2 separate regions of the Homo sapiens genome follow, and region 1 is linked to region 2. The links are chromatin loops, found by intact Hi-C in ENCODE. Cell type or tissue: endothelial cell of umbilical vein. All regions are shown on one strand. Links, peaks and the distances in the headings refer to the core of each region. The heading gives the core; the rest is flanking DNA. Region 1 overlaps GRK5 (G protein-coupled receptor kinase 5). Region 2 overlaps GRK5 (G protein-coupled receptor kinase 5).

What was found. A loop is a pair of places that touch in the nucleus more often than their neighbours do. Peaks named below come from ENCODE experiments on the same cell type or tissue, not always from the same donor. Only the 100,000 strongest peaks of a DNase experiment are listed, where the experiment ranks them.
Region 1: it touches region 2 in a loop (6-fold over the local background); 5 of 110 quality-filtered maps call a loop at or near these places.

The regions. Positions count from the first base shown.
Region 1 is chr10:119,268,508-119,275,378 of GRCh38, reverse strand. The region is part of intron 1 of GRK5 (G protein-coupled receptor kinase 5); the gene reads right to left. Among named protein-coding and RNA genes, the nearest start is that of GRK5-IT1, 64 kb to the right of the region's middle. RefSeq lists enhancers at 6,050-6,299, 6,430-6,659. In endothelial cell of umbilical vein, for the core only: a CTCF peak has its summit at 3,732; a DNase peak (open chromatin) is centred at 3,928; H3K27ac peaks cover 2,849 bases.
Region 2 is chr10:119,367,809-119,374,679 of GRCh38, reverse strand. All of the region lies in intron 2 of GRK5 (G protein-coupled receptor kinase 5), which reads right to left. Among named protein-coding and RNA genes, the nearest start is that of MIR4681, 6.7 kb to the left of the region's middle. RefSeq lists an enhancer at 5,234-5,553. In endothelial cell of umbilical vein, for the core only: no CTCF peak of the experiment used is centred there; DNase peaks (open chromatin) are centred at 3,579, 4,069 and 5,019; H3K27ac peaks cover 2,819 bases.

The DNA.
Region 1 (6,871 bases), core at 1,122-6,121, 99 kb after region 2:
GGCCCGGTATCCAAGCCTGACCGAGGTCAAAGAGCCAAGGTGGTTCCTCTCTCTGGAGACCTGATCCCATTTCTAGTAGGTCAAGTCCAGGTCACTGCTTGGAGAGGAGAAACCCAAGATACTGATCAACCATGTGCCCTGACACTTTACTCCAGGCGCTTATCCCGTCTGAAACCTCACAGTCAGGAACTTCACTCTGGTGGTAATAAAACCATCACACTCATGAGGGTAGTAATAGAGGAGCCACCACCTACGAAGCTGAGCCCATGTGCCAGGAACCATGCTCCTGGGCCTGCATGCTCTCAATCTTCCCCAAACCCAGAGAGGCTGGGTCTATCATGAGCTCATTTTACAGGTGAGGAAGCTGAGTGCTTAGGAAGCTAGCTTGTGGCTAAACCATAATTCAAATCCCAGGTTCTTACTGCTTTGCAAAATTGCTGTCTCCAAGAAGGTTTAAACTAAAAGGGTCTTTGTTTGCACAGCAACTCTCTCATAACAATAGGTACTTACAGGCCACAAGTGCCCCAGGCCACCCAGTGAGAGGTGGAACCAAGGCTGGAACCCCTGGGTGCTGACTTCCCGATCAGTGTTCCACCCAGAGGGCGCCAGCTCTCTTAAAGGATGTGAAAGCCCCTCAGCTAAGGGGACAGAGAAACCGAAAACTCTAACTTCATTCAACAGGCAAAAATGAATGGACTCCCTTTGCCTCCAGCTGTGGGCAACAGTCTAGAGGGAGAAATACCCAGCCTGCACCTGCACCTCAAGAGGCACAGCAGCATCACTGAATGGAACAAACACCAAAGAACAGCCAAGTAAAGTCAACTGTCCAGAGCCTCCCAGGTTTCTGACGACCCAGCCACCCTATACAAGGCCAAGGTAACATGCAGAGTTCACTGGTTGGTCACCTTCTGAAGGAAGCACAGGTAAGTGCCCTACAGAAGCTGGGAATGGAAGCTAACGCCTGGGATCCCTCTGTACGCCTCTCGCCAGTGCGCTTTTCCTACAATGCCCACATGCAGCCCCACCCCTGAACACTTATCAGTCGCTAGCTCTATTTCCCAGTCTTGTCAGGGTCAGACATCTCAAAAACAAGTATGGTTTATGTTTCTGTACCATGAGGGAAACCACAGTCTCCCATGTCACCGGGTCAGTGTTCTAATCTCGGTGCTGGCCAGCACCCATGTCCCCTCCTCAGCGGCATGGGTGGGTTGGGACCAGTCTCCAATCAGATGCTGATGGCTAACCAAGCTTTGCTTCAAACCAAGCACCTCAGGGCTCTCTCACTTATGACACAAACCCAGCTCTAATGAGCTGAAGTTTAAAAGAATACATAGGCCAGGCGCGGTAGTTGACGCCTATAATCCGAGCACTGAAGTCCAGAGTTTGAGATCAGCCTGGCCAACATGGTGAAACCCTGTCTCTACTAAAAATACAAAAATTAGCCAGGTGTGGTGGCATGTGCCTGTAGTCCCAGCTACTTGGGAGGCTGAGGCAGGAGAATCATTTGAACCCAGGAGATGGAGGTTGCAGTGAGCTGAGACTGCACCACTGCACTCCAGCCTTGGTGACAGAGCGAGACTCCATCAAAAAAAAGAACACATAGGATTGAGGGAAGGAGACTGTGCAAAAATCTCAACAAGAAATAATAGTGACGGCACTGAAAAACCCCAGATACATGGCTCAGCCACTTAAACACCATTAACCAAATCACGAAACTAGGGTTGCAAAGTAGGTGACCCATGGGGACAAAGCTTGGGGAGATGAGTTCCCCTGTGGGTCAAAGCCGCGGCCCATCCACACTTGTGGCCTGAGGGTGCCAAATGTCTCAGCACCTTGGGAGGGCTTGAGAAAGCCTGGGCTGGAGCGTCTGAAGCTAGCACCCTGCCCCAGACATCCATTACACCATGAATAGATCATGGATGAGTTTATGTAGAATATGTTTTAAACGTCACACGTAGCCTGCAGCTCCTGAGCTCACCCTCTGCTGACCTGCTATCCCAAGGCAGGGCAGCAGAATCCCACAAAGCAGCTCCATCTGGAAAAGACCCCATCAAAGCCCCCTTTTAATGCAACCTGTGATGACCACAACCCCCGACACCACCAGCCTCAGAACAGGTGCCAGTGGACACATCTCAAAATCACCTGCTTTATGCCTACAGTGGAGCTGCCGAGGCACCTTCTGGAAATCCACATTCTGTCTACTCATGACCCCATGTAATCTCCTGCTATCCAAATGGGCCTCTCAATGAGGCTTAAGCCATCGCCGGTCTGGTTTTGTTCATATTCCGAGGCATGGAATACGACTGGCTTGTATGTGGTATCAAAGGGGACTATTATCTTTGGTTCCGTAAAAGAATCCTAGAAGGACTGGGGAGGACTTGGAAGGCGTCAGAGAGGGACTGCCACCTCCCTGCCAAGGGGCTAGCCAGCTTCTGCTTGAAGCCTGCTCAGAGCCAGAATCAACCCTCAGCCTGCGGAGTCCCCTCCACAACGGGCTGGCCTCCCTGTCCCTCCAGGTCTATCAATGCGAGAACAAGTGACACAGACAACTGTGAATATCTGACAGGTCAGGCCTTAAGGACCATGACACCTCCTCTGCTCCCCACTCCAGATTCTGTGGTATTTCCAATGCTCAGCTCATGGGTCAGGGCAAAACCTCTACTATGCAGGGCTCTGTGCTAGGCCCCGCCCAAGCTCTTCACAAACACTAGCACACTTAATGCTCGCAACGACCCCATGAAATAGAGATCTCATCCACTCAGTTTCTTGTTTCTTTCTTTCTTTCTTTTTTTTTTTTTTTTTTGAGATAGAATCTTGCTCTGTCATCCAGGCTGGAGTGCAACTGCATGATCTCGGCTCACTGCAACCTCCGCCTCCCAGGTTTAGGTGATTCTCCTACCTCAGCCTCCTGAGTAGCTGGGATTATAGTCACCCGCCATCATGCCTGGCTAATTTTTGTATTTTTGTAGAGACAGGGTTTCACCATGTTGGCCAGTCTGGTCTTGAACTCCTGACCTCAGGTGATCCGCCCACCTCAGCCTCCTAAAGTGCTGGGATTACAGGCGTGAGCCACCACGCCCGGCCTCATGCACTCAGCTTTACACATGAGAAAAGCTCTGAGTAACAAGTAACACATCCAAGCTCACACAGCTGGTGAGAGCAGAGGCCAGGGTGCAAACCCAGGACCGTCCCATTTAGCATCTATGCCCTGAGCTACCATGCGATTCAGCCGGCACAGGGTCCCATACAAGGCAGAAGTTCAGAACATTTGGAACCATCTCTGCTGAACGGGGCATCACCACTACATCTAGGAGGGCCGCGTCAGCCTACAGGGCCAGAAATCCAGGTTCTATTCCTAGCTCAAGGGGGCCCGCAGGAAGGCTCTTCCCAGCAGAGTCATGAGACTGTGGCAAGCCCACAAAACAGGGCCCCACAGACAAGGAATAAGAGTAGGCATCATGCCAAATGATTTCCACAGATGAACTCCTTCAGCCTCCCGAGTACCTACGAGGTTAGTGCTGTCTTCACAGATGAGGAAACACACACATATTAGGCAAGCAACTTCCCCAACGTCACACAGCTAATCAAAGTGCTGGAGCTGGGACTGGCAACTCCAGAGTCACGCTCCAGAGTCCACCTGCTGCTAAACCTCGTCACCAACCTAGTGCTCACACACCTGTTTTTCCCTGACGAGTCAAAGGCCCCACGTTCCCCTCTTCCATTGCCAAAGGTGGCGACAAAACCCCGCACACACCAGCCCAGCACTGATGGGGTGAGTCATTTACGAGCTCCGGACCATCCAAGGTCTTCAGGTTCAAGGAGCTGGTGACTCAGTGCAGCCACCCCGTCCAGGGCTCCAAATTCCTCTTTGTCAAGTGTGCAGATCTGTATATGCTAAATGTCTGTTTACTAGAGCTAAACAAAGAAGTCAATGCAGGCAAACAAAATCTGTAGGAAACACATTGTTTCAGCCAGTCTCTGGGACAGCAAACAATAGAAGGCAAAAGGCTATGCAGAGAACTTGGTAAAGAGAAACTGCCTTGGAGTTCCCAAACCTGCAGACCCTTGATTGTGTTGGCAGCTCGAGGGGATGAGAGAGCCTCTAAAGAGGCCAGGCGTGTCTGAGAGGGCCTCTCTGAATGACCAGCGCCCAAAGGGCGTGGAGGATGTGGCTGTACACGTGTGGCCCGGGCAGGTTTCCGGTGAACACTCCCTCCCTAACGGCGCCGGCGCCACCCCAGGTCCTGGTGCTATCTGACAGTGTGAGCTTACTTACGAAAGCCCGGTCTGCTATTCAGTCACTTCTAGGCGGGTCCTGTTATTATTATTAACAAAGATAAGATTACGACTAATAATAACACTCATGACATTTAAATGCATTTCATCCTATCGCTTCAGCCTTGCTCTCTGAGGTAGGGTAGAGTTCAAATTCCACATTTGTGTTCCGCCAGGGGCCCAGCATGCCAACTCACTCAAACACAGATGAAATTTCCAGAGCTTTCTTAAGAATGAAGTGAGTTTTTTTCCTTTGCACTAACGTGCCAAGCACACTGCAGTTTGAGCTGCTGGAAGGAAAATGCCTATTGTTACACCTACAAAACCCTACTTAACTCTCAGCTTCACACCTCTCAGGAGAAACTGCTGAAAATCTCCTAGAGACTGCCCCCCAGCTAATTTGTGCATTCCCCCAGCATTTGAGGGTCTTCTGCAGAGAGGGCTGTGGGCCGCATGACAGACCTGCACCTGCACAGAGCAGCTTATGGGCCTGTCATGGAGGTGAACAATTGTCCCCTGGTTTCTTAGGGGATTGGTTCTGGTGCCCCCCTCAGATGGCAAAGTCCATGGATGCTCAAGTCCCTGATATAAAATGGTGTAGTATTTGTATAAAGCCCATGCATATCCTCCTATACACTTTACATCATCTCTAGATTACTTCTAATACCTAATACAATGTAAGTGCTATGTGTATACAGTTGCTATAACGTATTGTTTAGGGAATAATGACAAGGAAAATGTTTGTACATGTTCAGTACAGACCCAAGCATCCTTTTATTTCTGAGTATTTTCAATCTGCGGTCAGTTGTATCCACAGATGTGAAAGTTGCAGATACAGAAGGCTGACTGGACATCAATGAAGGTACAATTACACATTTTGGTGACAAGTGGCAAAGAGATGAACAGAGGACTGTGATGAAGAATGGCAGGGCTGGCAGTGGGCTGCAAAGGAGCCCTGCTAGTTAGGATGCAAATAACAGGCCCCCAAGAAGGTAATATTTATGCCCAACCCTGAATGCCAATGAGCAGTGAAGGAATGTGGAGAGGAGAGCACGGGACTCTGGGCAGAGGGAACAGCAATAGGAAGGTACATTCAAGGTACTCCAAGGAGGCTGGAGGAGCAGACAAAGTGTGGGGGACTGGCACAAGGCCCCCTCCCTCCCAAAGGCCAACACCCCAGGCTTTGGAGCTGGCTGGCCCCCTCCAAGGTGGCTCTGAGAAAGAGGCTTGGAGAGCCAACTCAGCAACTTTTTTTTTTTTTTTTTTTTTTTAAGATGGAGTCTCACTCCATCTTGCAGGCTGGAGTGCAGTGGTGCGATCTCAGCTCACTGCAACCTCCGCCTTCTGGGTTCAAGCAATTCTCCTGCCTCAGCCTCCCAAGTAGCTGGGATTACAGGAGCACACCACCATGCCCGGCTAATTTTTTTGTATTTTTAGTAGAGACAGGGTTTTACCATGTTGGCCAGGCTGGTCTCAAACTCCTGACCTCAGGTGATCCACCCGCTTTGGCCTCCCAAAGTGCTAAGATTACAGGCGTGAACCACTGTGCCTGGCCATTATATCAGTCTTGACCCTAAACCTAACCCTGACTCCCCAGGATGAGAGCACGCAAAGCTCTCTGAACAGGGCCTACCCACGGAAGCCTCATAATGTGAGCCCATTACAGGGCTAACCACACGGGTGCTGCTACCCCAGGAACCCTCGGCTGCATGTTCAGGGACTATAGGACGTCCTCAGGAAACCCCTTCCATGGGTTTGGGGGCTCCCAACATCCACCTGTACCATTCTTGCTTCTCACGGGAAGTAGGCCACAACTATTGTCTATTGTTTGTTCTCCAGCAAGTCACCCTAACTGTCAGAGAAGAGGCTCGTGCTTCAACAAGCAGGGGGAACGCGTCAGGTCATCAAACTTCCTGTGAAAAGTCCCTCTTTGTTTAGAAAAGATGCTGGTTTGTTTCTATGTTTCTGTTAGAGAACAAACAGAAAGCTGCCTGGAAGAGTCTAGAATGAGGTAAGAGAGTTCCAGTCAGCCAGTGGCAGAGGCCCCCAAATCTACCCTGAGCAGAGAGCAGATGTCATCTGCCTGTGACAGGAAGCCCATGGGAAACAGATACCATCTCCCTCTGGGCCCCAAGGCCCATGGGGACTCCGCTGCAGGGTGAGGGCACCCCCTTTGTTATCTACTCACAAGTCACCCCAGAAGTGAGGACAGCTGGCTCCTGGGCCGTGGTGGATGATGGATGAATCCCACCTTGAGATCAAGGCCTGGAGACAGGGCCAGGGTAGCGTTTCTTAGGCACTAAAGAGGCAGCACCAGTCCAACCCTATTCATTACTAGCTCAGCCTTTCCTCAGTGTCCTGAGATGACGAGAATGATAGTGATGACATTGGGGACAGTGACGACAACTGCCATAACAACTACTGCAACAGCAAACACTTGGTCAGCATTTATCACCTGCCAAATCTCAACAACCCTATTATCGTACCCATTTTACAGATGAAAACACAGAGGCTCAGGGAAATTAAGCTGTCGGAGGTCACATCCTAATTGAATCTCAAAGGAGGTAAGGTTCAAATCCAGCCAGCCCAGCATTCT
Region 2 (6,871 bases), core at 1,221-6,220:
GTACCAGCAAGTACACTTCCTTGGTAATGAATGTAACTGGCTGAAAATCCACATGCTAAGACACATGCACATACAATAAGCAACACACGTCTTGGGGGCCTGGGCACAGCCAACTCACTTCCAACTCTGCCCTTCCCAGGACAGGGCTCACACTTGCCAAGTTGTCAGCCAACAGAGGGTACGTCAACCAACAGAGGGCACAGCAAGCCAAGGGGCCCCTGTCCTCACCACCTTCACCTGGTGAGGTTTGGGTGCTTGGGAGAGACCTCGCTTGCCTCTTAGCCTATTCTCATTGTAAGCCACTAAAGATACCACACCCCAGGCCTGTTGCCAAGGACACCACAGTGGATGAGCACTGGGCAGGGGTCGGTCTCAGCTCTGCCATCAATTCTCTGTGTAACCTTGGACAAGTCACTTCCCCTTTCTTGGTCTCAGTTTCCTCATCCATAAAATAAGGGGGTTCGAATAATAACCTCTAAGCCCCTTCTCAACCTGCAAACCTTCTTGGCATGCCAGCTTCACAAATGCAGATGATTACAGGGACTTAGACCAGATTCCAAGATCAACCTTGGAGGTCAGTTTCAACCAGGATTCCAAAAACTGTTTCCATCCAACCTCAATAGGGATTCCTGATCTCGCATCTCACCCCCTGGTTCTAAGGCAAGGGTAGGCAAACTTTTCTGTAAAGGGCTAGTGGGAGATATTTACTACTAGCCATATGGTAGTAGTTTGAGGGCCATATGGTCTCTTTCACAACGATTCAGCTCGCTGTTGTAGTGAAAGCCTCCGCAGACTACGCAGGCACACTCGTATTATTGCACTTCACTTTATTGTCTTTTGCAGATATTGCATTTTTTATATGAATTGAAGGTTTGTGGCAACCCCGTGTCGAGCAAGTCTATCCGCACCATTTTCATTTCCCCAACAGCATGTGCGAACTTCCTGTCTGTGTCACATTTCAGTAACTCTCAAAATATTCCACCTGGGAGCCTACTGAAAATGCAGATTCTCATTCCCCCCACCCCACTTCAGACCTACTATATTAGTCTGTTCTCATGCTGCTAATAAAGACATACCTGACTGGGTAATTTATAAAGGAAAGAGGTTCACTTGACTCACAGTTCCACGTGACTGGGGAGGCCTCACAATCATGACAGAAGAGCAAGGGACGTCTTACATGGTGGCAGGCAAGACAGAGCGTTTGCAAGGGAACTCCCCTTTATAAAACCATTAGATCTTGTGAGACTTATTCACTATCATGAGAACAGCATGGGAAAGACCCATCCCCATGATTCAATTACCTCCCAACAGGTCCCTCCCACACATGTGGGAATTATGGGAGCTACAATTCAACATGAGATTTAGGTGGGGACATAGCCAAACCATATCACCTACTGACTGAATCAGAATTCCACTGGTAGGGCCCAGAAATCTGTGTTTTAACATACTCTCCAGTTTAAAGCAGTGCTTTTCCAGCTATCTATGGAAAAGAACCAGTTTTTTAAATTTCCAATCCATCACGGACTGATACTTTTGTAAATCTCCATTGTTCCCAACTTTCCACGTGAGTCTGACAACAGCCAACTGCTTTATCACCTGTTCCACAAGATGAGTCCACTGATCACACACCTGGATGCTACAGCCACAACGAATTGCTATGAGTGTTTCTAAGCATCTCTGTACTTATCACAGACCAGTAAAATCAGTCCACGAACCACACTTTGAACTGCTCTAGAAACACAAGGTCTTGTATTCCTTTCTTTGGAGAGTCATCCCTTCCCCTATAATAATTCTTTGGGTGAGGCCAACACCAAGCTCGGAGATGAGCACAGGGCCCAGGCCTTACCAATCTGAGTCTTTACTTGAACATTTTTTGGCACTCTAAGGAAAGTTACTTTTTCTTTATTTGAAGCCTTTAACTCTTAGGACCATGTAAGCCTGGAGTTGCTGGTGGCTATCTTGTGGCCATATAGAAAGAACCTGTCAGAGAATGAAATCAAAACTGTAGAAAGTAGAATAATAAATAGTGTCCTGATGATGTTTGAGACCTGGATCCAGCCATACCTGAAGCTATGAGATTTACCCCTGGACTTTTCAGTCACATAAACCAACAGACTTCCTCTAACCCTTAAGTTAGTTTGAGTTGGGTTTCAGTCCCTTGCAATTTATTGGTGCTGAGTAATAAGCCTTCAGATATAATGAGTATCTGGAAGACTCAAAATGAAAACCTATATGCAAAGGCTTTGCAGTAAAGTGCTACACTGTCAGGACACCACAGCAAGATGGGGCAGTACTATTAAAGAACTTCTGTCCTCAGCCTCCACCACGAAGTTGGATCCTCATGAATATTCTAGAATGCCTATATCTATAGCTGATTAGTACATAGTTCAGAAACACCAAAGCACTACCACGCTGCCTGGATCCTAAAGGCAAGCAGGGTTGCCTTGCTTGGGTGAGGACTTCTTCAGAGCTAGCACAGGGTGGCGAACAAGCACAGGCTTGGGTCTGAATCCTACCTCCATCCCCTAGCTCAGAGGTTTTCAGCAGCGGGAAATTTTGGCAATGTCTGTAGACATTTTGTGTTATCACAACTGTGAGGTTACTACTGATTAGTGGGTGGAGGCCAGGGATGTGCTAAATACCCCACAATGCACAGGACAGCTCCCTGCCACACATAATTATTCTGCTCCAAATGGCAATAGTGTCTCCACAGTGGAGCAACTCTGGATGGCTGTGTGGTCTTGGGCAAGTCCCTTTACCTGAGGCCATCAGAGTTAGCTGGTTGCTGCCGGGGATTGGCAACAACGCATGTGAGCACCTGGCCCAGCCTCAGCACACAGTAGGTGCCACAGAAACAGCAGCCACTGGACAGATCCTATCTCCTCTATCAGACTCAGGAAATGATGGGTTTTACTTCTCCGATGACTGAGAAAGGAGATAGGAGGTAGCTGGTGAAAAAGGAACCTTGACTCTCCATTAGCACCAAAGCAGGCAGGAGTTCCCCACTGTCACCGAGCCCTTCGGCCCTGAGCTCCGGGAGGGCAGGGCAGGGCAGGGCCATGCCAGCCTGCTTGCTCTTCCTTCAAGGCTCCTTCTCGGAAGCAGGCCACATGTGTCCCACCAGCACATGCCCGAGGTTCAAATCTCATAACCCAGTCAATTCCTTCAAGACTCATACCCCCAGCGGACTGAGAAACAGGAATGATATTGATAGTTAAGATAAATAAATGCTGTCACTGTTTTCATTCTTTTCGAGTGACATGAAATGGGAACATACTTTCTTAATTAAGAGCCTGCAGTATGTGGACTCTTGGAGGGCAACCAGAGTTTCCCAATAGGAGGTGGCGAGGACACAGGCAGTGAGGGCGGCCCAGCTTCCCTCGGATGGCCACGGGGCCCGAGCACAGCCAGGCCCTCCCACCGGGCTAGGGGAGAGTGGGCGGCCATCCCTGGGGACGGGGAGCGGGGAGAAGCTGCAGCCCGGGTGCGGGGAGGGCTGTCCACCCCACTGAAACCTGCTTGGGACTGTGTGCATTGTTGCCCCAGGCACTCCTAGAGCTCGGGCCAAGGAAAACACACGTTCAATTTCAGAAGTAAGAGCAAGGACGGAACGCGGCTTCCTGAGGAAATGGAAATGCTAACACTGGGGCTCTTGGAAATGAAACCACATGTTGATTGTAAAGGTTGTGAGGCTGGAGTGGGGCGGGGGGGTGGAAGGAGGGGGGTGTCCAAAGGGATGCCTGGAACCATCTCTCCACCAACTGAAGGTTTATTTTATTTTATTTAACTTCATTTTCCCAAAATACCAGGTTACGGGGGGCTGTGGCAGAGAAGGGGGTCCCTGATAGATCCTAATGCAATTTAGGAAATGGACATGGGGAGAGAGGATCAGACAGAGGCTGCCAGCCCTCTACTCTGCCGTATTTCAGGTTTGAAACAATAAACAGAGAAGTGATTCGAAAACAGCTTTCTCTTAAAAATTCCTGCCAAAGCTGGAAAAAACAATCGGGCGTTTGCTCCGAGGAAAAAGCTCTCTGACGTTTGAAAGGCGAGATGGCATCACGGATAACAGCAGAGCTTCCCAGCCCGCCCCTTGGAAGGCGCAGGAGAGGAAAAAGGAAACATTTGGTATGTGGTTAGCAACAGCTGAGTGGCCTTCTATTACTTCAAGAAAGATGTTTTTGTGTGAATAAAAAATGACATATGGTGTGTCACACAAACACACCCAAACCAAGCCCTGCCATCTTCCTGTGCCATTCGTCCCTCTCGTTCTGGGCTCTAGTTTTACGGAATGTCTTGTGCTTGTCACATGTTTCTGTGGGATCGAAATTATTAAGCCCAAGTCTCACAAAGTTTGGTGGCACTTGGAGAAGCCACATGTGAAACCACTGAATCGCAGGGTGTCTGGGCCTGGGCTGCCAGGCAGGGGAAGTGTGGCGGGGACAGTGGGGAGGAAAGAAGGCTCTAGGCTGTGGGTCTGTGGAAGGAAGAAAAGGGTGGGTGGAAGGGTGCTTGTGCGGGCCCCTGCCTCTCTGATGAGGGTCCAGGTCTCTGGCTTGAACCCATCAGATGCAGTCAGGGAGGTATCCAGGAGTCTGGGGAAGGGCTGGGGGCTGAGATGGACAGGACATGGACTATACCATCACCATGAGCAGTAATGGAGCTGCCAGAGTCCGGCAGTGACCTCTATCACCAAGGACAAAAAAGGCAAACAATTTAGATATCTCCTTGCAGTGGGAATGGGCAAAGAACTGGCTGGGTAAACGGAGGGTCAGGGGTGGGGGTGGACTGAGGGAACGGCAGGACCACTTGGCAGGTAGATCCTGATGCTGGACAGGCAGTCGCTGGAAGGGGCCTGGCATATCGGAAAGAAGGTCCAAAGCACTGTGCTCTGAGCCCTCTCCTCTGCCCGGAAGCCCGGCAGGCTGACTGCAACCTCCACTTTTGTGCTAGCCTGGGGACACCAAAGAGGCGTCCGCAGAAAAGGCACCTGGCGCATCAGCAGTGCTGGTGCTTTAAGAGCCGGGGCAAAAAGGAAACACACCCATGCGTGACCTGTGGTTGTTTCTATTTTTCCATATTTTTGAGTTTTTACAAATGAGGGGAAAACAGCTCTCCTAAAAGCACAGCTGCAAAATCACTGAGATCAGGAAGAGCCTGGAAAGCAAAGAACTGTGACTGCCAGACAGCTCTCCTTTCCGTGCGGGGCCTGGGGAATGCGCAGCTGCTCAGAAGAACTTCGGGTTTGTTTTACCCTGCGTGGCCTGTGGCGGGACCTTCCAGTGAGCCGGGACGGGGCACCTGGGACAGCCTTGGTCAGTGATGACCACTGTTTGTGTCTTGAACACCCAGGGCCTTTCCTCACCTGTGCTCCGCCTAAAAGCACCTGGGACACCATCCACTTAGAAGGACATTCTTTCTACAACCTTTTTTCTCCTTGTAAAGAAATTTCATCCAGATACATGCAGTTTTAGAAAGTGAAACTCCTAGGCCACACCCAGACCGACTGCATCAAATCTCCAGGGCGTCAGTATTTTCTTAAAAAGCTCCCTAGGTGATTCCAACACTGCATTAACTGTAAGGTCCAGTTCACCATTTTATCCCCACCACCTGGATCAGTGCCCGGCCCAGGCAGGAGCACAGGTGTTTATCTAAAATGAATGAATGATTGAACAAACCAACAAACAGATCACTGTGACAGGGAGGCCACACGCTTCCAAACTGGGGAGTATATATCTCCAGCCCACGTTCTCCTGATGCTCTGCCAGAAGTGAAGGCCTCCCTGAACCAAGTAGATGATGAGGGCTGTGCCTAAGGTGGCTTCTGTCCAAGGCAACGAAAGGGTCAGCATGGCTCCCTGGGCTCAGGTCCCTGGGCGGAGGCAAGGCTGGGCCAGGCTGCCTGCTGCTCAGAGCTGCAGCACAGTAAGCCCAGAGCCCCCAGAAGTGAGGCGGTCTGAGCCCAGGGGCCCTGCCTGGCATGCCCCTTTCGAGAAAGCACATCGGTGCATGGGACTGGGGCTAGGAGATTGGGCTTTGTGTCCAGCTCCACGTCTGACCCTGCATGACCTCTGACCCATCATTCTTCTCTCTGGACCTTGGTTTCCCCTTTTACAAAATAGGGCTGATGAACAAGGGGGGCTTAAATGCCTCCCATTTCGGTAGCTTCACAGTGGGGCTGTGAGCCTGGTGGGAATGGAGACATCACAGGGCATGGGGCCTTTCTCCAGCGTCAGAGCCCCAAGGAGGGTTCACCACTGCTGGGGATCTTTAAACCCACCCAGCTGCCATCCCCCGCCCCCAGCACCACCCCGCACCTGCGACGTGGCAATACGGCTGGAGCAACACAAGCATGAGTTTAAAGGCAGCATTTCGCAGAGGCCTGGGGCTCTGAGGGGCGCCAAGGAGCCCTGGCTTTCATTTCAGGAAATCTGGGAGTCTTTACTTCCGCTCAGTGCCTCAGTCTCTCCCAAGTGCATTTCAGGTTGACTTCACATGGCAATGCCCAGCCCATCCTTCCTGCACGCTGCCCTGGCCTGCCAGGGAGGACTGGGGGCCCATCTTGCCTTCCAGGGCCCGGGGTCTGGCTTCCCCTGGAGCTATGAGCTAATCAAGCAAAAGCCACGGAGGGCCGGGCCAGGAAACGGCTGGGCAAGCCAGGGACCAAGGCAAATAGCAGCTTCCAGGCAGACCTGGCTCTTCCTGCCCTGGCCCTGCCGAGGCGCCTGGCTTCTTCCTGGGCCACTGGCCGGGGTCTAGCGAGGATCACGGCTGTGCTGGCCAAAAGCAGCTGGAGAAATGAATGCCTCGGAAGGTGGAGGCAACTGATGGTCTCCTGAAAGTCCTGATGTCTCAGGGTCCCAAGACCCCCA